3 separate regions of the Mus musculus genome follow, and all the other regions are linked to region 1. The links are chromatin loops, found by intact Hi-C in ENCODE. Cell type or tissue: heart. All regions are shown on one strand.

What was found. A loop is a pair of places that touch in the nucleus more often than their neighbours do. Peaks named below come from ENCODE experiments on the same cell type or tissue, not always from the same donor. Only the 100,000 strongest peaks of a DNase experiment are listed, where the experiment ranks them.
Region 2: a loop joins it to region 1, with 5 times the contacts of the local background. A loop is called at or near these places in 15 of 42 quality-filtered maps.
Region 3: a loop joins it to region 1, with 13 times the contacts of the local background. A loop is called at or near these places in 5 of 42 quality-filtered maps.

The regions. Positions count from the first base shown.
Region 1 is chr3:157,529,459-157,537,458 of GRCm38, forward strand. Zranb2 (zinc finger, RAN-binding domain containing 2) reads left to right here and starts at 4,707. Exons shown (of 10, transcript NM_017381.3): 1 at 4,707-5,016; 2 at 6,876-6,928; 3 at 7,020-7,128. The coding sequence starts at 4,961. It overlaps 4930592C13Rik (RIKEN cDNA 4930592C13 gene), which reads right to left and starts at 4,632. Exons shown (of 2, transcript NR_152231.1): 1 at 4,552-4,632. In heart, no CTCF peak of the experiment used is centred here; a DNase peak (open chromatin) is centred at 4,663; H3K4me3 peaks cover 2,418 bases; H3K27ac peaks cover 1,674 bases; H3K27me3 peaks cover 2,757 bases.
Region 2 is chr3:158,028,377-158,036,376 of GRCm38, forward strand. It overlaps Srsf11 (serine and arginine-rich splicing factor 11), which reads right to left. Exons shown (of 13, transcript NM_001379531.1): 2 at 3,076-3,272. Among named protein-coding and RNA genes, the nearest start is that of Srsf11, 4.2 kb to the right of the region's middle. In heart, no CTCF peak of the experiment used is centred here; a DNase peak (open chromatin) is centred at 3,355; H3K4me3 peaks cover 4,143 bases; H3K27ac peaks cover 1,775 bases.
Region 3 is chr3:157,942,508-157,950,507 of GRCm38, forward strand. Ankrd13c (ankyrin repeat domain 13c) reads left to right here and starts at 4,493. Exons shown (of 13, transcript NM_001013806.2): 1 at 4,493-5,449. The coding sequence starts at 5,020. In heart, no CTCF peak of the experiment used is centred here; DNase peaks (open chromatin) are centred at 4,484, 4,694 and 5,384; H3K4me3 peaks cover 2,686 bases; H3K27ac peaks cover 1,917 bases; H3K27me3 peaks cover 383 bases.

The DNA of each region.
Region 1 (8,000 bases):
TGGTTTTGGGCTGCCACAGGAAAAGCCCTGGGAAGAGACAAGAGTAACCATAACAATTGCTTTCTTACATGCCAACTGGAACTCTGGAAGGCAGAAACAATGGAGGCTGAGGCAAACAAAAGGAACTTATAACCACCTATACCTCCCTGGGGAAAGGGGAGGGTCCACACACAACTTTACAAATGTGACTTCTCCAAAGTTCATCAGTATATAGTGTGCAGGCCAGAAGTCTGAACGCATCCTGGGCTATTACAAATCACTTTTTAATCAGTTGTCAGCACCATTTGAGTGATCCAAACTTGTATGATCCCATTTTTAAAAATGCTGTCCTGGTCAGTGGGAACTTTAACAATGCCTCCCTCGAGGGCCTGACATGGAAATGCAACCCTAGCTCATCTCACATTAAGACAGCTCCAGAGCTCTTATGGCACATCTGTTGGACCCATACACAACAGCAAGGGAGCATCCTGAGAACCTTAAAACCTAAGTGTCTCATCACTACCACCAGGGGACAATAAAACAGCCCAGGGTTTCTATCGAATAGGACCTACAAGGGAACAGGTTTGGAGTAGCCCAAGACACAAGAGACTGTGATCTCTATAAAGGTTTCCTTAAGCACAGCTGGGCCAGGTCAGGCTAAGAGCCTGCTTGCTCAGGTCCAAGCATGGTATTATAGTCTCTAACTGGCTGTCTTGTGGACTAAAGATGTAGGCAGTTGGTCTTAAGAGCTAAAGTATACTACTGAAGCACAAGAGCTTTTCTAAGCCCCTTTCCAGACTTAAAATGTGCTCTTACCCAACATTCCATGAAATCCCTCTTCTTAGACCCCTCTTAGGCTCCTCCTTTGACTGTTGTGGTTTGGCTTTAGTGGAGGCATTTAAAGCATATATGTTGACACTGGTTCTAAGCAAGTAGAGAGAGCCATAGCAGAATAACTAAAGACTTTAAAAAAAATGTAAGTTCAAAAACTTACATATACCCCCAATACCTAATTAACCTCTTAGAGACCAAGATTTGCTTGTCTGCATGATAATTTATCAATCTATAATACAGTATAAGAATAACTTGCATGAATAATTCACCCTGAGTGTTTTACCACGATAGGTTGCATGTACCTAGGAGACAAGACAAAATTACCAATCAAAGCATTAAAACTTAAAAATGGGTAGTTGCATTTTTCTTTCATGCTAAGAGAAGCACAATCACTCTTTACCCTAGGAATATCCCATCCTGAAAAGCCATCTGTGGCCCTTAAACTCACCTGTTGAGGTTATTGGCATCATAATTTTAAGTTGTACTTATTCTATCTTAGACTCACTGAAGAGGAATTTTCTATTGACTTGACTCTCCTGGAAGCTTTAACTACAGTTGTTCCTTTATTACAATAACTGCATGCCATTTTACTAGCTCTGATCATAATCCCTAGTCTCATTGGTAACCACTGTACAAGAATAATTCTAAAATTATTAAACTGAACATAAATAGAATGATACAGACTTTTCTACTTTGTGTCTGGATTTCTCAGTTTAATGTGGGTGACCCTCATGGTGTTCAATGCAGTTTCAATGTCATTCTTACTATTGTATATTGCATTTTACTAAATGACTAGGTGGTTATCAGTTTGCTCTGGCTACTACTGACAAAGTCTGGAAACTTACAACTGGAAGCAACATGGGTAATGAAGTTATGAACTCTGTTGTACATACCTTCAATAGAAACATTTGCAGGGCTTAGGAAACACCCTGAGAAGTTTCAGGGTCATAATGTATGCATGCATTTGTTCAGATTTAGTGGGGTCTGACAAGTATTTTCCAAATATAAAAGGCTACTTGACTTGTTCTAGGGTTACATAAAGTTCACTGGATTAAAAATCCCATAAAATAAACCTATTTTAAGCTGAAAAAATGAATATACATAACTGACTGAGCATATTAGCTTTGTGACACAGTACACTATAGAGTATAGGTCCTTCACCCTCATGATAGCTCACTGTTACTATCCAGAATCTTAAGTATACCAATATCATTAGATTATGAAAAATTCATAATTCAAACTTTGAAATGCACTGGGTATCGTATTCACACTGTTATGAAATTAAAATAGCATAAATCAACCCACATGCAGATGAAGACACATTGCCTGCAATCAATAAGGACTCTGGCCACCCTATAGCACTCTTTGTTCACTTTGATGGGTGGGTCATAGTTTTATACATTATGGTTTTAATTTTACACTTCCCTGACTTGCAGCAACAGAGGACAGGACAGGACAGGTTCACTGCTATCTGTCTTTCTTCACTAACTGTATGGAAAACTTAGATAAAATACACCCTTATCTATGGGCAAACTACCAAAGAGAGCCAAAGCTTAGTAGGATGGGTATAGTATGGGTTTGTTGATAGTTGCTTTTTTTTTTCCGCTATTTTCTCTTGTAGCTAGCCAGGCAACTAGCTAGTAAATCTGTAGTAACAGCACAATTAATAATAATTGAATTAATTTAAAAACAATTTTTCCAACCGTATGAACTGGGGAAATGCACATCTGTGCGCTACCAGATTGTAAAGAAACACTTAAAATATTTCACAGCTCTCCTCCCACCCAGAGTGAAAGTATAGGAGAAACTATACTTTCATATAATGACAAGGAGAGGAAGTCTCTGTACTCTTACATGTGTGGAGGGGGATGGTGGGGGGTGGGGGTGGGAAACATCCCATACCTTTCTCTTTCCCTCATCACTTCACCCTGTGTTAGGGCCCTAGTCAAATGCTTTAGCTATGACAAGCTGCTAAAAATCCAAGGGAAACCTCGTATTTCTCACAAAAGGGCCAAGAAAAGGGAACACTGAAAGACAGACTACGTGAGAGGAATCTAAGAAAGAGATGGACAGAGAGGTATGTCCTCCAAATCTAGTCTGAACCCATACAAGTTCTGTGCTCAAGTATCAACCAAGCAAAGCAGGATGGATATGATTCATGTAATGAACTACAATTAAAAGTACTGCTAAGATACCAAAACAATTCACGTGTTTGTGTGAAGGACAGATAGCAAGATCAAGATAGCAGGGGATGGAGAGTTGGCTCAGTGGTTAAGAGCACTGACTGCTTTTCCAGAGGTCCAGAGTTTGACTCCCAGCACCCACATGCTGATTTCACAACCATCTGTAACTCTAGTTCCAGGGGATCCACACCTTCTCCTGGCCTCTGAGGGCACCCAGCATACATATGGTGCACAGACATACATGTAGACAAAACACCCACACACATAAAAGCACAGCTAATACTCAGCGGTGCCAACTGATATAGAACCATTACTCACACGCAAGACTGAGCCTGTGATGCCAACCCCAGGATTGCTTGCTAAAAGAAAATAAAAATTCCACATTACCCAAGATAAAAATCCAGGAAAAAATCAGTGATTATACAATATGAAATAACTGGGAAGGTGTGGACAATTATCAGAATAAAATACATCCAAGAGCTTTCAAGTGAGATGATCAAGATGAATATAAGTATCAAAAGTGTTAGACATTAAAACCAAAGCAGTTTAATGATTTTTTTTTCTCCTGGATAAGAGCTATATGCGAGAAATATAAATGCCAGAACCCGTGTGCACAAATGTTCACGAGAGTTGATCAACAATGCCAAAACATAGATTTGGGTGTTAACTGTAAGAATATTTGCAAGAATATTTGCATGGGGGAGGGGGGAGCTAGAGAGATGGCTCAGTGGTTAAGAGCAGTGATTGCTCTTCCAGAGGTCCTGAGTTCAGTTCTCAGCAACCACATGGTGGCTTACAACCATCTGTAATGGGATCGGATGCTCTCTTCTGGTGTGTCTGAAGACAGCTACAGTGTACTCCTATAAATAAAATAAATAATCTTTTAAAAAGAATACTTGAATGCACGTTGTGACAAAGTGCAGGGTTTGGGGCTTAACTGTCACAAGAAAGAATTGTGAATATGCATGACTGAAATAAAAGTGAGCTACATGCAACTAACTGCAAACTCAGAAACTACGCGGAACTAAAAGCAACCCTCTGTCACAGTAAATTGTACCATTTCTCACTTTAAAAAATAAGCATACAGTATATGAACTAAATCTTTTATAAAGAACGAGAATAAACCCAAAGGGCCAGTGTTAAATCTGGGGAAAGGTAGTGAGTTGGGGTCAGAATTGTATCAATACTATTTCCTATTTCTAAAACCTTGGGGTGGCTCCTCTGTGTACAGGGCTTATCTCTCACACATATTAAATATTTTTAAAGCTAAGTTTTTAAGCAACAGCCCAAGAAGGAGAGATATCTCCCTTCATTAATATGACTTTTCCATCCAAATACTAAGCAGCCTAACTACACAAGCCAGGTGGAGCTAAAAGTGAGACCCTATGTTCTCACAGGAAAAAAAGTTTATCTTTTTGACGTGGCCTACAGAAGCCTGACAGAGGTTCCAAGTGGTATGTATGAAACAGTAATGTCCGGGGCAACCTGGTTTAATCCTCAGTCTCTGTCCAAAAATAAAAATAAAGTATCTTCTCCAAAGACTCGAGCCTCCCACCTTATTGCTCGCCCCAGTAAACCCTAGGCAACGCGCAAGCCCGTGGGCTATCGAGCCGCGCCGAGTCACTTCCGCCTCTGCGCCCTAGCCCCGCCCCGGAAACGGAAGCGCCTTTCTCTAGGGTCCTTCGGCCTGCGGAGAACTCGGCTGCGATGGCCGCCGGGCCGGGCTGTCCTCACAACGCCTGCTCAGGAGCTCGGTAAGGCCGAAGCGAAGCAGAGCCTCAGGACGGGCTGCTGGCTCCTGGGCGTCGTCTCCGCACCGCTGCTCCAGGCTCGCGGTCCGGCGGTGTGAGTTCTCCCCCACCCCAGGGAAGGGCGGGTCCGGCGGCGCGAGGACAGCCCGGCGCGAGGCCCCCGCGGCTCCGGTGGGGACGTCGCTGCGGGCGGCACTGCTGCTGGCGTCCAAGATGTCGACCAAGAATTTCCGAGTCAGTGACGGGGACTGGATCTGCCCTGACAAGAAGTGAGCGTGGCGGGATACCGTGGGACCTGGGGTGGCCGGGAGGTCCCTGTGAGGGCGGCGACGGGGTCGCGGCCTTTGTGGGGACGGCGGGGCGGTCGCTGCCGGCCTTGAGCGGTCGCGGGCGGCCCGCACGTGACCCCGCGCGGAGCTGAGCTCACGGTTCAGTGGCCCTGCTCCGAGCTCTGCCGGGGCCGCTCGCTGTCCCTCCCTCCCTCCGTCCCTCGCTCCCTCCCTGCGGCCGCCGTGCTTTCGGGCCTGCGATCCGTCCCCAGTGACTTGGCTTTTCTCATCCTCCTGCCGAGAGGCAGGAGGCCTGGGCACGTACGTGGCCGGGAAGCCGGTGTGCTCCGCTTATGGCCACAGAGATCGTTCTGAATAGGTGTCCCTATTTTTAAAGAAAAGTGATGTACCAGCTCGTGTTCTTGGAAAGCCAGAGTCAGAGCTGAAGGAAACCCGGGTTTACTCTTCTGTCTACTGCAGAGCGTCTAGCCTGAAGTACCTTTGCTAGAAAATACATTGCTCGACTACAGTTAACACCGAAATAACATGGGCAGTGTGTGGAGAGCAAGGAAATGATGTCACTCAGATCCACTTGGTTGGTATCAGACTGATATCAGGCTAAGCATACCAAGTCAGCAGACTAGAACCGAGATCCTCTTGGACTGTCACTGCAGGAACTGTGTGACACTTTGGAACCCTTCAGAGATTAAGACACCAGCCTCTCTGCCTTCTGTGTGACTCGTAGAAAACTGTGCTCTTGTGTTCTTACTGAAAGCACCCATGTATATTTTGGGAGGACCCTTCATTCAAAGTCCTGTACACCTAAACTCGGCAGAAACTAAATGTTATTTGTACTGAATATGTAAATCAAGGAGACAGTTTTCAGAATATATTTTCAGTTTTACTTGGAACGTGTGTATTTTTTTTTAACAGAAAAAGGGACCTTAAAGTTGTCTGGAGCCATTCAGTTTAGTGTTACACTTCCTTTCACTATTTTATCTCATTCATTGTTTTTTAATAGGGTGGTGGATTCTTTGTCGTTACTTATTTAAGCTTTAAATTGGAGTATCTAACTGCTTTAACAAATACTAAAGTAGTGCAAGTGTGTGAAAACTTAACTAGTTAATGTCATAAGGTTACACTTTTTTCTGTTGGTTGTGGTTTTGTTTTCTGTTCTTTAGTTTTAGATTTGATAAATACTATAATACTCAAATTTCTTTACAATTTAATTCTGTCTTTAGTTAATATATCAGTCTTTTCCTTATCATCGCACTTCCTACCTCTCAAAGAATGTTTCATCAATTCTCTGGAGTCCTTCTGTAACTGTTCATTCCTGATGGATCCATCCCTAGGATTTTGTGATTAATCTTTTCCTTTTAGACAGAGTTTCTCTATGGAACTCACAGAGATCTGTTTGCCTCTAGCTCACAAGTGCTGTAATTAAAGGCTTGTGCCACCACTGCCCAGCTTGAATTTTATGCTTCTAAAACTCATCACATTTATTACTTGTAACAAACAAGATGAAAGTTGATATTCCTTTTTTTTTTTTTAACTCTCTCTGGTATCTTGTCTAATTGTTATAGAAGAGTCTGACACTTTGGAACAAGAGACTTTTATGTAACTAATGATATACACCAGTCTGAAGATAGCAAGGTTTGGGTCCCAAAGTGGTTCCCACAGTAACTGTAAGCACAAGGTTGAGATTTTTACCCAGCTTTTCCTTCTCCCTGCTGGTGCTTATATTAACATAATGGGATAAGCTTGTTCTGCGTTCCAGGGTGTAGTGAGGACAGTTTAAAATGTAAACAGTTTAAGTATCTAGGAATTACTACTCTAAGTGCATCTCACTTTATTTGCAGGTGTGGAAATGTAAACTTTGCTAGGAGAACCAGCTGTAACAGATGTGGTCGAGGTGAGCGCTGACAGATAATTCTCTTAATACTGTATATGCAGATCATTTCTTTATTTCCCAGGATTTATATCGAGTTCTTGTCTGTTTGCAGAAAAGACAACTGAGGCCAAGATGATGAAAGCTGGGGGAACAGAAATAGGAAAGACACTGGCAGAGAAGAGCCGGGGCTTATTTAGTGCCAATGATTGGCAATGCAAAACGTATGTGCTTCAGATTGCTGTCTGTTACTGCAACAACATGATGAACTCTTGCTAATTATGTGACAAGATGCTATGCCATATTGATCCAAACATTCATTGGTCTTAGGCTAACTATAGTAAAAGGGAAATTTTAAGTGGTATCTTTCAGGGGTGTTACCAGTTGTTGCTGTGGTAGTGTGTAATGAGCTGATAACCAAAGGTCTGGGGGACATTGAAGACCTTGTGGTCTACTTTTTGTTGCTGAATAATTGCATGATTTGGGGTTTTTGTTTTGATTCTACTTTTTGTCTCTTTTATAATATGAAAGCAACTTGAAAAATCTTAAGTTGCCTTCCATAAAAATTGCTTCTTGTTAGATTTTTTTTTTTATTGTTGCCTTTTAGGCTGGAGAGATGGTTCAGCGCTTAAGAGTACTGGATGATCTTCCAGAGGATCCAAGTTAAATTCCCAGCAGCCACATGACAGCTTGAAAAAAATAGAATACTTTTTTCTTTCAGGTTTAGATTTCATTTTGTATTGATTTTCTCAATCTCCACATTTTGTGCTATGTAAATAAATCCTACATATATGAAAAAGCACTGGACCAGAAAAACGTCTTACATAAAGTCCTGGTCCTGTAGACAGACCTTGAACCTTTACAGGAAAGCTGTCTTACAAACTAAGTCACAGGATTTAGTGAACTGCAAAGGATTTCATAGAGGGCACTAAGAATAGCAAACATATTTGTGAAAGGTGAGACCAAACTCTTTAAGGTAGATTCAGAGATGATAGGAAATGGAACCTTTGATTAAAGCACTGCTTTTTCCCCTCAGTAGCAGAATTTCTAGTTATGTCACTTCTCAGTATGTTATATTAAATAGATTTTTAAATTT
Region 2 (8,000 bases), 500 kb after region 1:
CATTTACAAAGTTCTTCAAAACGAAGTTACCTTCTGTTTTTAAAACCCACAGAACAGCACCTTAGGAAATTATAGGCATTCTTTAACACCGGTAACTGTTGGCCCAATTTTCGGTGAAAACAACCCCAACCCACCACCACAATAACAGCGAAACTCAAACTAATTCTTAGAATGAAGAGATGGTTAAGAGCACTTCTTGTGAAGGACCCATGTTCGATTCCCAGCATCCAGATGGGCACTTACAACAGTCAATAATTCAAGTTCGAGGGGATGCAGTGCACTCTTCTGGCCTCACATTAGGCATACACAAGGCACAGAAATACAAGCATGCAAAGCATTTATATACAGAAAAGGAATCTTAAATAAAGAGAGACCATTATTGAAGTATATATAAAACAATTTTTTAGAAAGTCAGAAAAAACTGCCTTCAAGTTAACTATGTCCCACTTACCAAATACATTTTATTCTGTGTAAGGAAGCAAGATAAGAAAAACAGTTCCCTTATGCTTCTACTGCTGAAAGAATTTCAAAGTATCTTCTAAGAAGTACATAGAAAATTGTGAATTCTGGTGTTTACCAAGAGTCCACAGAATCAGAATATCTTTCCCAGGAGGGACATTCTTAAGATCCCCCTATTCATGGACACTCAAGTTTAAGAACTTGTGGTTTAAAAGCATGATTTTTGGCAGACAAAGTTCTGATGCTGTTTCTGAAGAGGATGACCATCCAGAAGAGTTCATGCCAAGCTCACTCCTAAACACTGTATAGACCTGTAAAATCCTATTTGCACTCCACAATGAAACACACACACACACACACACACACACACACACACACACACATGTATAAAATAGGAAACAGATTCAGAAAAAAAAAAAAAAAAAAAAAGAACTTGTGGTTTAGGCCATTACACCAGTCTTTTAACTCTACCTTAGTACTGTGTCAGCCATTTCTAAGCAGAAGACCTTTACGCTTTATAAAGTAAAAGGCAGCACAGGTAAGAAAATAACAATCACTTGAGAACAATTTTACTGACCTCATATGCCTCTTTCTAATTATATCATGAAATATTCAATAACTCATTAAAGTATATTTTTCTTGAAAAGTGGGTAAGATCATTAAAGTGATCACTGATCATGTTTGGTTATGAAGGCTTCAAATGAATATCTGTTGACAGTAGCCTTCGAGTACAGCATAACACTGACATGTGTCACTGGGATCCTTACCTAGGTAAGTATCCCATTGTGAAATTCCTTTAAAACTAAATACTTTACTATCCACTTCTACAATAAACACCATGTCTATAAATCATAGCAATTGAGAAGTAAAAGCAGGAAAATACTGATTGGAGGTCAGCATAGCCTACGTTGACCCCCCCCCCCCCCCCCCCCGACACACACACTTACGAAGCCCTTCCCTGGTCTGAAGTGTTTTAGTAAGTGTGTTTGGGGTATGCATTCTTCAAAATGGAATGCTGATGAACTCAAGAATCTTGTTCTATGAAAGGCAGGAAGGCTGACCTTATTCTGTGAATTGGTGACAGCTGCCATGCTACTGTTTGAAGGTGAGTACACAGTACCCTATATCATTTCAAGGAATAAACAAACCCTGCAACTATTCAGCTTATGATGGAATTACCCATATCACCACAAAAAGACCAGCTTAAGTCTATCACAACCTCCTTTAAAGTATTGTTCACTAGCTAGGTAGGTCTACAAGGGGAAAAAAAAAAAAACTAAACAAACAAAAAAGTAAAAAGCCCAATACAACACCCACTTCTTCTTCTTTTTTTTTTTTTTTTTTTTTTTGGTTTTTCGAGACAGGGTTTCTCTGTAGTCTTGGCTGTCCTGGAACTCACTTTGTAGACCAGGCTGGCCTCTAACTCAGAAATCTGCCTGTCTCTGCCTCCCAAGTGCTGGGATTAAAGGTATGCGCCAACACTGCCCGGCTAACACCCACTTCTTTTATCTTTTATAATACAGTATAGATTTGCTTTGGAGAATAAACAAAGTGAGTGACTATAATAAAACTTTTAGTAATCTGCAAGATTAAAATCACAAGTTGAATATATAATCTTTTTTGTAGTTTTAATATTAGTTTTAGGAGCAATCTGAAGGGTAGGATGTGTTGAAATAAACAACATCAATTTCTGTATGCTTTTTTATAAGGAGCTACCCTGTGGATTTCCAAGGTCAAGATTCTGCTCCAAACAACTGTTCCTAAAACACTACGAAACTGTTAACATACTTATGTCAAGCACTAAACAGTTATGTAAAAATATTTCAAGTAGGGAAGTCATGAAAATTAATAATTAACACATAAGACTTGTATGATTAACTTCAGCATGATTAGTGATTACACACACAACAGATGACTGTGATGATTCTCATTTCTTATTCTGAATTTAAGGGACAGCATTAACCACCAAAATTTGGCTGGTAGTTTTACTAACATTAACCACTATGTTTTCAGTAAACGTTATAATTGTTTCTAGAGGACATACAATTATTTCAAATGTGTTTTCTATCTTCATACTTTCTTTGTTCCTTACAATGAATACACGTTTAATACCGCGGCAATAAAAACCACTTTTAAAACAAGACAAAACCCACATAAACCCTAACTCAAATTTAAACATTCCGTAAATTATTTAAACACAACAGGATTCAGCTATGATGAATTTCTCTGAATTATATAAAAACAGCATTCAGGTCTATTGACTGAGTCTTCTGTCTAAGGGTTATAGGGTTTGATGCACTTCCCTAGTTCAAAATTACTTAAGAGCAATCCTTATTTACATCAAGTGAATATAACAGCAACAATTTTACTTCCTTTCTAACAAAGCACTGGGTTAGTTTTTCCTTTAAAAGGGGGATTTAATCGAAACATTAAGTGCCCAAAGCAAAATGATGGTATAAACAACACCAAGAGGAAAAACATTCCTTAAACTCCAATCGGGCGCTTATCCCTGGCCTGCGGCCTGGCAGGCCCGCGGATTTTCCACGCTAGGCTCCGGCGGACCGCGCGCCTCGCCTCACCGGAAGGGCCTCGGGCCCGCAGCGCCCCGGTACTCACTCCGGCGGGAAGAGGCGCAGCTCGTCGATCTTGCCCAGGAAGCCGAAGAGCGTACGCATCTGCTCTGAGCTGGCGCTCGGAGACACGTTGGTCACCTGGATCACCTCGGTGCCGCCGCCTGGCCCGCCACTGGGGCCTGGGCCCGGGCCTGGCGCGCTGGGGACCACTGCCGTGCTGCTCATGGCGCGGGCTGCCTCCTGCTCAACACATCAAACACAAGACAGAGTGAGAGCGCGCGGCACCGGCCGCCGGCCGCACACAAACGGCCGCGGACCTCGCGCAGCGCAGCCGGCCCACAATTCCACACGCCCGCCCGCGCATGCGCCCATATCCCGGAAGTACGCGTCCAGTTCGCGCTCCCGCAACTGTCCCGGCTGCGCCCACCCAGCTGAGCCACCTCAGAAATGGTTCCTGCTTACTCCACATAGCACCAGAAGCATTTTCAGGCAGAATCCCTCCACCTAGCCGCTGAAACCTCCAGCAAAGACAGTTTAACACACACGCCCTGCCTCTCTGTTCGCTCACTGAACTTAGCTTACCTTTACTGTCCTTCAATATATTACAGTATACGGTCAGCAGTTTGAAATACACCCGCTTTAACACGAGCATTCTTCACTACAAAAACAAAACAAAGACCCCTGCCTTATTTCTTCAGCCACATCTGACCTATTCCAGTTCTCCAACATAAAAAACCCAAATTACTTTCTCTATGCCTTTACAGAAGCCACTAAGTTCCCTAATCTCATCTCAATACCACCTGTTAGTAACAGCACTGCTTTTGTTATTCAAATGTATGTCTCAGACTGCAGAACCTAGCACAAATTCTGAGTTACTTCCAACGAGCACTGAACACATGAACACTCACCCCACCCTACTTTAATTAGTCATTTATCATACAGGCCACGCTAATTTATTTGACTCAAAACTACCGAGAGCTAAAAACCTCAGACTTTACACGGAGAGTTACAAATCTCTACACTTGGCAAATAACTCTTGGCCAATACTGAAAAGGATGCAACTGACTTGCTAGGTCTACTCACTAGTTCAGTGACATAGTTCTTAAGCACAGAAGGGAGGGGCTGACTAATGTGCCTCATCAGAGTTTAAAACAAAACAAAACACATGATCACTCATCAATCACTCCCAAGATAGTGTTAAGTAGTTTCTCGAATAACAGGTATCACTCACTGTTAATTACAGATTCTCACAGATCAACGTTCTTAGTATCAGGAGTACATACAATGCCCATGACAGAACAAAGAACACAATAATAAGAGCTCAAGCTTTGTCTTTTGATTTTCAGTGTTATTTAACATCAGTTTATTAGCTGTAAAAGGTATATGAAAATCTTTAATACTGTTTTACATTTCAAACAAAAAATTTTATTACTTATTTATAGTGTATGTGTGCGTCACAGTGCCCTTTGAAGGTGCCCTCATTCCACCATGTGGGTCCCTGATCAAACTTGGGTTTAATCCATCTCTACATTTTTCTATATGCTTTATGTTTTATAATAAAAATTATAGTTAAACCAACAGGGTTTCTCTGTATAGCCCTGGCTGTCCTGGAACTCACTTTGTAGACCAGGCTGGTCTCGAACTCAGAAATCCGCCTGCCTCTGCCTCCCAAGTGCTGGAATTAAAGGCGTGCGCCACCACCGCCCGGCATGATAAAATCTTTTAACTACAAATCTGATTTATGTAAGACTTACTGAGCACAGTAATCGAGGGCATTTGATGCAGAAAGGCTAGCAAAAAAGTAATTTATTTAAATATTTTCCATCTGTTTTGACTATCACCATAGAGCTACTAAGTTGAATAGGCAATGAAATACTTATCATTGTTAATGACTTTCACAGAAATAATATAGCTAAAAGCAGGTGACAAAAATCTTAAGACAAACAGTAAGTATATCTAATCTATGACAGTTTAAGTGATCGTAATTATTTGCCAGAAAAGGCAACAGAATTATAGAATCTGGATATAGGCAACAAATTCTTTCTTCTTACTATTTCTCCAATATTATAAAGGCATCCCAAACTCACAAATTTCTCCAAATACTATATCTCTACTAACTTCTAGAGATTTCTGAGATGCTAGAAGTATAGCATAACACAGAAAACAAAGAAAAGACAGCCAATGTTCCCAATCTATTGGAATTGCAGTTCTCTCCATAAGCAAACATAGAGATGTAAGAAATGCATGTACTAAAAAGGCAAGAAACTCTGCACAAATTAACCTCTTTTTCTCTTACTAGAACGGAAACTACTTATTTAATAAGTCAGTCATCAACTATAGCTTTCAACTATGAAAAAAGTCTAATATATAAACAAAATTTCATGAGGGACACAGCGATGTTTGAAAATGTACTATTAAATTGTAGTGGTAAGAATGGATTTCCCTATCTTTATTTGATAATAAGTTTTACTTTCTGTCACGAAACAAATCAGCACTTTCTGGGTGACTTGATTGCTTATTTTTTTTTTTTAAGTAATGTCAAGCGATATTAAATAAAATGCATATAATAAACCATAGCCAAACACCTCCATTAAAAAAAAGGCAGGTATGCCTAATCTTTAGCAGGACAGAAGAGGGCTGCTTTTCAGTATTCCAGAGCTGGTGATAGAACCCAACGTCTTTGCAAGATATGTAAGTGTTCTATAACTGAACTACATCCCAAAAGATGTGATCTTTTATTTTATTTGGCGCTACTTCAATAATGCAGAATGTCTAATTAAAAAAATTTTAAAATTTATGTCTGTGTGTGTACCTGTATGAGCCTTTATGTGCACCATGTGTGTGCAGATGCTGGCAGAGGTCATATTCTCTGAAACGGAGTTAAAGGCAATTGTGAATTGTCCTGGAACTCACTCTGTAGACCAGGCTGGCTTTGAACTCAGAAATCCTCCTGCCTCCTACCTCCCAATTGCTAGGATTAAAGGGGTGCACCACCACTGCCGGGCTTCAGTAGGTGCTTTTAACAACTGAGCCTTCCAATTGTCCCCATATTGTCTAATTTTAAAACCCACAAATACTTTGAGTGCCACTACTGAAAAATGTTTCATTTTAAATGCATTATTAGTCTTAAGGTAATTCAACTACCATAAAGAACTAGTTGTCAAGACTACCCTCATATATTTTATAAACAAGCTCAATCCATGAATTACCTTCCAGTTTCTATCAATTAGCAACAAATAGATAATTTTCTCAAATGCAAGAGATAATTTTGGCTACAACCTGTTTATTTTTCACATGCTATATGAGTATAACATACAGTATATTATGAACTTGTATTAGCCAAATCCTTATGCCAGTTCATACCTATTGATATAGAAATATGCTGGATGTGGTGGCACTCATTTTTAATATTAGCACTTGATAGGCAGGGTGGATTTCAAGTTGGAGTCCAGTGTGATCTACATAGTGAGTTCCAGGCTAGGTAGGGCTACATAGATTCTGTAGACTCTAAAACAAAACACAACAAAACTCTAAAATACATTTGGGTGAAGAAACTGCATGTGATACAGTATGGTCAGACCACACCAAATCTACTTTTCAACTAATACTGTTTTTCTCATTAGGATGACAAAAGAGTTATGCAGCCTTCTCCCTGCATATGTTCTTTACATTTAAAAGAAGGGGAGAAAATCGGGGCTGGAAAGATGGCTCAGTGTTTAGAAGCACTTAAGGTTTTTTCAGAGCACCAAAGTTTGATCCAGGCACCCACATGGCAGGCGGCTCACAATCATTGCATAACCACAGTTGCAAAGGATCTGATATTTTCTTAGAGCAAAAAAACACAAACATAAATACACAGAAAACAAATTAATTTAAAAACTCATTTCTGTGATGGCTGACATGTTGATGGCTAACTATGTTTAAAAGTTAAAAATCTCTGTAGTTAGGCAAAATTAGACCTCCTATGTTAAGGACTGCTAAGGATATATATTTTTAACTGATGTTCCTGTAAATAAATTTGTTCTGCTTGAACATAAACACATTGTAATTTTGCATTCTTTGCCTTTATAAACCCGACTGAGGTGGCTGGGCGCTGCATTCTAGTGAATCTCTAAACATCCCCCAGACTCATAACCATTTCATACTGGTGAGATGGCTCTGCAGGTTGGTGGAAAAAAAAACCCACTCCCTCAAGTTGTTCTCTAACCTCCTGAGGCACCAGGGCACGTGAAACCCTATTCACGTGTGCAAAAAGAAACACTAAACTTAAAGAGGAATGTAATAGAAAATCAATTTCAGTCAAAGAATTTGGTCTGCGCTGGACACAGGATTCACGGCCCTGCCCACGTTAGGGAATTATATCCCCAGCCCTGGATAGTTGAGGGCTACTTCTTCGTTTGGGAAAATATATCAATACTTTGTAAACTCCAGGAAAAACTAAGCAGGAAATCGCTACTTATTAAATAAAATTTTCTTTTTTGTATTTACAACAAAACTACGCATTTAAATTTTCTTTGCTTTCTTTCTTTCTTCTTCTTTTTTTTTTCCTTTTTTCTTTTTTGAGACTGTTTCTCTGTTGCTCTGGCTGTCCTGGACTCGCTGTGTAGACCTGGCTGACCTCCAATTCAAGAGATCCATTTGACTCTGCCTAATCTAGTGCTGTGATTAAAGACGTGCGCCACCATGCCAGGTCAGTATTTACATTTTCATTATCCGAAGTTATTTTTAAAACTTCTTAAGACTGGATTATCGGTAAATCAGTGAAAAATGAGCTTCGTAAGCGTGGGACCAACTGCATAAGTTAGTCTGTAAGCGAGCAGGATTCGAAGTCCGAGCCCTTCACCACAGCTTTTAGCTGTCAGGTGGGTACTTAAGCTTAAGGGCCAAGCTTCGTGTCACTCGCCATCCTGTTCTCCGGGATCAATTCGATCACCGCACTGAACTCAGCGATCCCCAGGCCTGGCGCCC
Region 3 (8,000 bases), 410 kb after region 1:
GTGTCCCTCCTTCCTTCCCTTCTTATCCCAGGAGTCCCTCCCTTCCTTTCCTCCTCCATGTCTGGGTGTTAAAGCTTGCTGCTGGTTCTTGGAATTTGTCTCTGCATCTCTCAGAGCCAATCCCCTTTGTGAAATAGTTCTACTATCTTGAGAACTTGGCCTCAACTTCTACTCAGAGATCAGTCCAATTGGCCAACACTAATTAGGTCACCCACTTCCCCACCCAGTGCGAGCTGAGTGTGCTACTGCTTCCTTCTACTCATGTCCTTGATGGAGATCGATCTGAAGAGTCCATCCAGGGTTGGGACTGGCTGAGGGGTTCACCAGGAAGGTCACCAATTCGGGACTCGAAGGGCTACTCGTGAGAACTGGTCTAAGTGTGCTATGTAGGTTATTACATGCTTTCAAGGCAGTTTTAATTGAAGGGGTCCTTCACTCTGGAGCCTTCCAGCATCTGAGAGTCAAGAATCAATTCCAATACAACGGATTGAATTTTATAATACGGTTTCCCAGAGAGAATATGCTATGTAGAGGTATTTCAAGTAAGGTTAAATAGCAGAAAACCAAGCTCAGGGTTTGAGATAGGCAGAGGATGGGACAGCTCTTCTCCCTTATCCAAAGGATCCCAGAAACTACTGCATGGTTTAAGAGAGAGGGGAGGAGGAGTGAGTTAGTTCGTGGAAGCCCTTTGAATGGTGTAAATTTAGGAATGACCACAACTAGCTGACTGTTAAGACACTTGACATTCTTTTTTTTTTTTTAAAGATTTATTTATTCATTATATGTAAGTACACTGTCGTCAGACACTTGAGAAGAGAGAGTCAGATTTCGTTATGGATGATTGTGAGCCATCATGTGGTTGCTGGGATTTGAACTCAGTACCTTTGGAAGAACAGTCAGTGCTCTTAACCGCTAAGCCATCTCTCCAGCCCCCGAATGTGACACTCTTGAGAAGGCCATTTGGGCACTTTTCCTAAGTGCATCTCTTTTTGTTTTAAACATGTTTGCCTCCTCTTAGTAAATCCAAATTCTGCTTTAACTGGCTTGTCCAGTTTTAGGAGAGCAGAGGTCTTTTTGAAGCACACCTGTGGGTGCTGCAGGTACCAGCATGGGAGCAATGCATCTCATCCCTGACACTGCAACGCTAAGTATGGCTCCCTCCTCACAGAACTCAAAGGCCAAGAAGATGAAGGAGGCATATGGAAATTGTAATGGAGAATGAGGAAGAAGGAAAGACAGGAAACATAATTCAGGAGGCTGTGTTGCTGCTAGGAGAGGTGATTTCCAACATGGATCCTAAAGTCTTTTCCTGCCATAGACTTCTTCTTCAATACCACAGAAAACTCTTTTTTTTTTTCCCCGAGACAGGGTTTTCCTGTGTAGCCTTGGCTGTCCTGGATTCAGAAATCTGCCTGCTTCTGCCTCCCAAGTGCTGGTATTAAAGGCGTGTACCACCATGCCCAATTCCACAGAAAACTCTTGTCACTAATATTTGGAATAGATTTTCTGGGAGCATAATATGAATTATAAAGTGCCACACGCTCTGGTTGAGTCAGCTTGACAAGCTGAGAGGCTTGGATGCTACACACGAGGCAGAAGGGTTTCACGGAAACTCACTCCTGGAGTCTGGCGTTCTCTCTAACCCATACATTAATTTTCCATTCCCGAGTTAGTCTAGTGTATGGATCCACGTGCTCTCTTTTAGTATTATCCTATTATAAGTGCCTTTTAAGATTGAATTCTGACATAGCTAAAGCCTTCACCAGTGTTCCAACAGTCCTAGAAAGTCCTTGAGCAAGACCATGGGCTTGGAAATTCAGTAAAAATGTTGCTATTCAGTGACATTCAGAATTGCCTCTGGTACTACACTATCACTTTGAATAAAAACTAAGTCACTGCCCTACACATGAATTTACCATCACCTAGGAAGAAGGGAGTTTCAGACCTAAGGAGAAACCAGAGTAGATACTTAGAACTATAGATAGCTGAGTTATACCCAGACGCACGTATTTACAATGGCCTAGGGGGAAGGTGGACTATACAATAGACTAAAATAGGAACTTTGGCAAGGGCACGAAGCCCTTGACCCTGGCTTCTAAAATTAAGTGAATCTTAGGTGGAGCCCTTGTTTTTTATTTTTTTTTATTACGTATTTTCCTCAATTACATTTCCAATGCTATCCCAAAAGTCCTCCACATCCACCCCCCCCCCCACTCCCCTACCCACCCATTCCCATTTTTTGGCCCTGGCGTTCCCCTGTACTGGGGCGTATAAAGTTTGCCTGACCTATGGGCCTCTCTTTCCATTGATGGCCGACTAGGCCATCTTTTGATACATATGCAGCTAGAGTCAAGAGCTCTGGGGTACTGGTTAGTTCATAATGTTGTTGGTGGAGCCCTTGTTGATCCCAGTTGTTAACAATGAATTCTATCCCAGGTGGTTCCTGTTAGACCTGTGTTTGCATTCCTCTGATTTATGTAAGAATCCAGTAACCTCTTTGTACCTTGTGAGTGTGTCACCCAACTTCCTTATTGTCTTCTGTATAAAAAGTTCGATTTGACAAATTACATTCAGATTCTACACAACCTCTCCTGTGTGCATCTATCTGTCATCCCATCAGACACTTTCCCCACCTGCGACTAGAGACCCATTCCACACAGACAAAGGGATCCAGAGGGTCTGTGGCAATAAAATGTATCAAAATTGCTTCAGAATTTTATAAAAACCAAACTTGTGTATATACTCATCTTTATTAGGTGTAATGCAGATATAGCACTATCATGAAGTTAAAAAACAAAACGAAACAAAAACCAATAAAACAACACAAGGGACTGGGGAGACTGGGCTTTCATAAGTTCTTTAAAACCTCTTTCAGATACTACTTCCTCCACAAAGACTTTTAAAAATGATTTTGTTTATTTTTATTTTATATGTTTTTTTTTTTTTTGCCCGAATGTATATCTGTGTGAGGGTGTTAGGTAGTCAGAAACTGCTGGAGTTACATACAGATAGTTGTAAACTGTCATGTGGGTGCCGGAAGCTGAATCCCAGGTCCTCTGAAAAAGCAGCCACTTCTCTCAACTGCCGATCCTCCTCTCCAAGCCCTTCACAAAGACTTTCTGAAATTTGATTTCTGTGTCAATTTAAACTAATAATTTCCCCTTATGTTATATTGGGATGTTACAGAATCTCAGAATTTACATTTTTCTTGTACTAAATATCTTTAATAGTACTCATATTTTGATGTCCCTACCCATTACATACTATAAGCCTTAAACCTCAAAGTTTAAAGGGATGAGATGTTTGTTTTTTGAGAACAGTCACTTGAGGCAACCTTCCTGTATCTACTTCCCGAGTGCTGGGATTGTAAGCATATACCACCACAATAGGTTGTCTTAAAAAAAAATGTTCATGGTGTTTGATTTCACTGAAAGAACACTTAGGAGTTTTAACATCCATCAAGAGGTAGCAGCCAGTAATTAGGTACATGATTTTGGCTGCCTACCTACTATTTACTGTTTTTTTTTTTTTTTTTTAAGACTAATTTTGTGTGTGTGTGTGGGTATGCACCAGAGGACAATTTGTTGGAATGGGTTCTTTTCTTTTACCATGTGGGTCCCAGGGATTGAATGCTCAGTGGCATGTCATGTCACTGGTCCATCTACTAATTTTGGGACAGCATTCACTCTGTAGCTCAGGCTAGCCTTGAATCCATGTGATCAATCCTTTTGCCCTTCCTCAGTTTCTGGAGTGCTGGAACTTATTGATGTGAGCCACCATGTTCAGTTTAGTTTTCTAAATGTTCACAATTTCATCACACACACACACACACACACACACACACACACACACAGTGCTTTGATTCCCACTCACTACCTCGACTATTCATTCTATACGTCTTATGGCACTTTTGTTCTACACCATTTTATTTCGCTGGGTTACTGTGCAATTCCTGAATCTGATCTAAGATCCGTTTCCTACTTCCAAAGAATTTATGTCCAAAATTCCAAACTGTATAACTAGCACTCTGTGTAAAAACACCAAGGACCTCCAACTTCAATATGCTAAATTTGAACTCATTTTTAAAGGAGTCTTAAGCTTTTTCCGGATTCACTGTATCCCAGAGCATGCTTTCATCATCTCTCACCCGGGTTACTGCCCACTTATTTAAAAACAATTACTCCATTTCCTCAAGTAAGCATCCTCCACATACTTTAACTCTGACGTTTGTCCCAAATACACTCAACTAACAGCTGTTTGAAAAATCCTCCATTCCCGGTGTAATAAACAGCCTTTGAATTCCAAAGTCAGGCCCTAGATTCCTCCAGGATAACTGGCCATCTCTCCTCGCCTACAGCCTTGCCAGCCTGAGCAAGTCCTTGCACAGGTTAGGGAACCCAGCAGAGTCTTAGCGAGTGTTTACTGAAGGTCCAGCGCAGCTGAGTGACGTCACGTCCGATATCCGGTGGTGTCTTCCTACGTCGTTCTGAGGGAGGTTGACAAACAGGGTTTCAGCCTTTAAGCTAGAGTTCGTAACTGCCGTTGACCTCCTCCTTTACGAAGGCCCAGAGCACCAGGTCAGAGCTCTGAGTCTGGGTCTGAATTCAGCCGCAGGGCCCGGCCCAGGGTGGAACCCTGTGCGAGAGGAGCGCGGGCGCTGCCCGGACCCTGACCCAAGCGCAGAAGCGGCCCTCTAACACTCCGCGGCGGCGTTTCCTCCGAAGCTCTCGCGAGAGGAGCCGGGGAAAGATGGCTGCGCCGGGTCTTTCCGAGTGAGGAGGAGGCGGCGGCGGCGGCGCCGGGCGTCGTGCGGTCGTGGTCTCTTGAGCTGCGGCTTTCCTCGTCCGAGACGAGGGCCGCCGCCTCCGGGAGATGCGCGTGTCGCGGACCCGCGGTCGCCCCGGGAGTTCATGCTGCGTGCTAGGCTCGCGGCCGCCGCTCTAATCGCCCGGCGCCGCCGCCGCGCCGGCTCGGCCCGCGGTGAGCCTCCCGGAGCCTGTCCCGCGCGCCGCGGCGGCTATGACCGGGGAGAAGATCCGCTCCCTGCGGAGGGACCACAAGCCCAGCAAAGAGGACGGGGACGTGCTGGAGCCCTGCGAGGAGGAGGCGACAGCCGCGCTCGGCGGCGCCTTCACCGGGGGCAGAAGCGGACCGGGCGGCAGCGGCAAGGGCGGCAAGGCCTGCCATAAGATCTTCAGCCACCACCACCGGCTGCAGCTGAAGGCGCCCGCCGTTCCGGGCCCCGGCGTTCCGGCCCCGCCGCAGCACAACGCAGTGACTGCCACCTGCCCTGCCCCGGCCTGCCTGGGCGGCAGCAACCCCGCTTTAGTCGCTGACGGAGGCGGCTGCCCCTCGCTCTACCCGGTCCACGAGTGCGTCTTTAAGGGGGACGTGAGGAGACTGTCCTCGCTCATCCGCACGCACAATATCGGACAGAAAGATAATCATGGTGAGCTTTGCCTAATTTCCGTCCCCTCGGAGGTGGGGTGGGGGTGACCGTTGGCCTCCGGGTTCCCGGTCCCTTCTCCCGCACCGTGTTTTCCTCTGGCGGAAAACCTCGAGTCTTTTCAGGTGCAGCGAGCGTGCCAGGGGTCAGGGTGCAGCAAGGATGTTTTCTTCTTTTCCACCTGAGCATTTCGGGACAGGTTGCATTTTCTCTGCGGCAGTCTTTGCGAGTGCCAAAAGGTCGGGCTATCTCACATCCAGGCAGGTCTTCTGGGTTTTAGGGAACGTTTCCTTTTTCCCTCCCTCCCTTCTTGCCGGTCTTCACCGCCCAGGTACGCGCAGATAGATGTGAGTTTTTATCCGTCACTGACCTCGTGCTGTAAACACTGGTTTTTGAAAGCCATACTGAAATGTGTCCGCATTTAATTTCCCAAAGCAATTGAAGAGACTTTTGTTTTTGTTGCTCTTTCCACACCAGGACCATTTTTCATCTTGATTGAGACTAAAGACATACTATGGTTTTCATTATAAAGTCTTAGCCACATGTACTGGCTGGTTTTATGTGTCAACTTGACACAGTTGGAGTTATCACAGAGAAAGGAGCTTCAGTTGAGGAAATGCCTCCATGAGATCCAACCTGTAAGGCATTTTCTCAATTAGTGATCAAGGGGGAAAGGCCCCTTGGGTGGGACCATCTCTGGGCTGGTAGTCTTGGGTTCTATAAGAGATCAGGCTGAGCAAGCCAGGGGAAGCAAGCCAGTAAAAAACATCCCTCCATGGCTTCTGCATCAGCTCCTGCTTTCTGACCTGCTTGAGTTCCAGTCCTGACTTCCTTGGTGATGAACAGCAGTATGTAAGTGTAAGCCGAATAAACCCTTTCCTCCCCAACTTGTTTCTTGGTCATCATGTTTGTGCAGGAATAGAAACCCTGACTAAGACAGCACATGTTTGAGAAAGCATGGTATATTTGGTAGTGAACGGTATCAGTATCTACTTTTGGCCGAATCTTGCCTGGTGATTTTTTAACCCCTTTAAAGCAACTTGTTGTTGTTGTTTTTGTAAAGACTTATTTGCATCCTCCCCTGCCTCCCCCCCCCCTACTTCGTGGTGCTGTGGATTGTATCTAACTAAGGTCTTGTGAAATAGTAATTGTTGAAAATATTTTTCAATGTTTTATTAACAGGCAAATATTGTTGGCAGCTGTTTTTAACCTGACCATTCATTCTACATTAATTAATTAGGTAAACTGCTCAAGATGGTATTATACATTTGTGCACAAAATGGTTTTGCACATTAATGCAATACCACCTGTGAAAATAAGCTTCCTGAATTTCATTGGTTTTTAGATTTTTTTTTTTTATCTAAAATTAGAACAAAAGTAGAAAACAAAACAAAAAAAATGAATGATTTTGGTTCAGTTTTCTGTCTTTGTCTTCTGATTTTGTAAGACCAGTCTGGCCTCGAACTCAGAAATCTGCCTGCCTCTACCTCCCAAGTGCTGGGATTAAAGGTGTGCGCCACCACCGCCCGGCCTTTTAGTCTATTTTACTGTGCTGTTCTACCAAGCACATTTGACTGCTACCGAGAACTAGATGCCGACTTAAACAGTTGAATCGTAGCCCTAGTGTATTGGTTAGTAGGATGCTGTTTAGACGTGGTCTAGTAGTAGCTGTGTTTTATCTTTGCCTTTAGAACTTAGTTACATGCCTTAAAGTCTCTTTGAAAATGGTCAAACATCCCCTTTGCAAGTTAATGCTCTTTAAGAGATAAGTGGATGCCATAGGAACTACTGAAATTTTGGAATTACTGATTGTTGAGCTTCTAGTTATGTATTTATCATTTTTAAAAACTAAATACTTTTCAGAATAATTAGAATTCTATATATCCTTAAAGGATACTCCTGACCTTTACCCACCAAAATTCACCTTTTTTTGTATTTCATTTAGCTGCCTTTATATCACTTATGATCAAAGCAGCTATGGGCTCTTGCCTGTAAAAAGTGCAACCATGCCTCTTTTTGGCACACTCAGGGAAGAGGCACTGCTGTGCTCTTCTGTAGTTTCATAGTGTCCCCATTAAACTCTAAGATCAGTATTTTTTTTTTTAACCGAATTTATTTCTGCATGCCTGTTTGTGAAGATCCAAGGACAACTTGTGGAGAATTAAGTCTCTCTTTCATTGTGTGGGTCCCAGGATTGAATTGAACCCAGGTTGTCTGTTGTTCCCATTACTGCAGGTTAACTTAACCCTAGCCGCCTCCGCCTCCAGCCTAGCTATTAAAACTTTTTTTTTTTTAGATTTATTTTTATTTTATGTGCCTTCCTTTGTTTCTACAACTCTGGGATTTCAAGCATGTGCTACCACATCCAACTTCTTTTTGAAAATTATTTTATTTTTTTATGTGCATTGGTGTTCTGCCTTCATGTCTGTGTGAGGATGCCAGATCTTGGAGTTACAAACAATTGTGGGCTGCCATGTGGGTGCTGGGAATTGAACCTGGGTCTTCAGAAGTTTCATCAGTGCTGTTAGTACTCTCAACTGCTGAGAGATCTCTC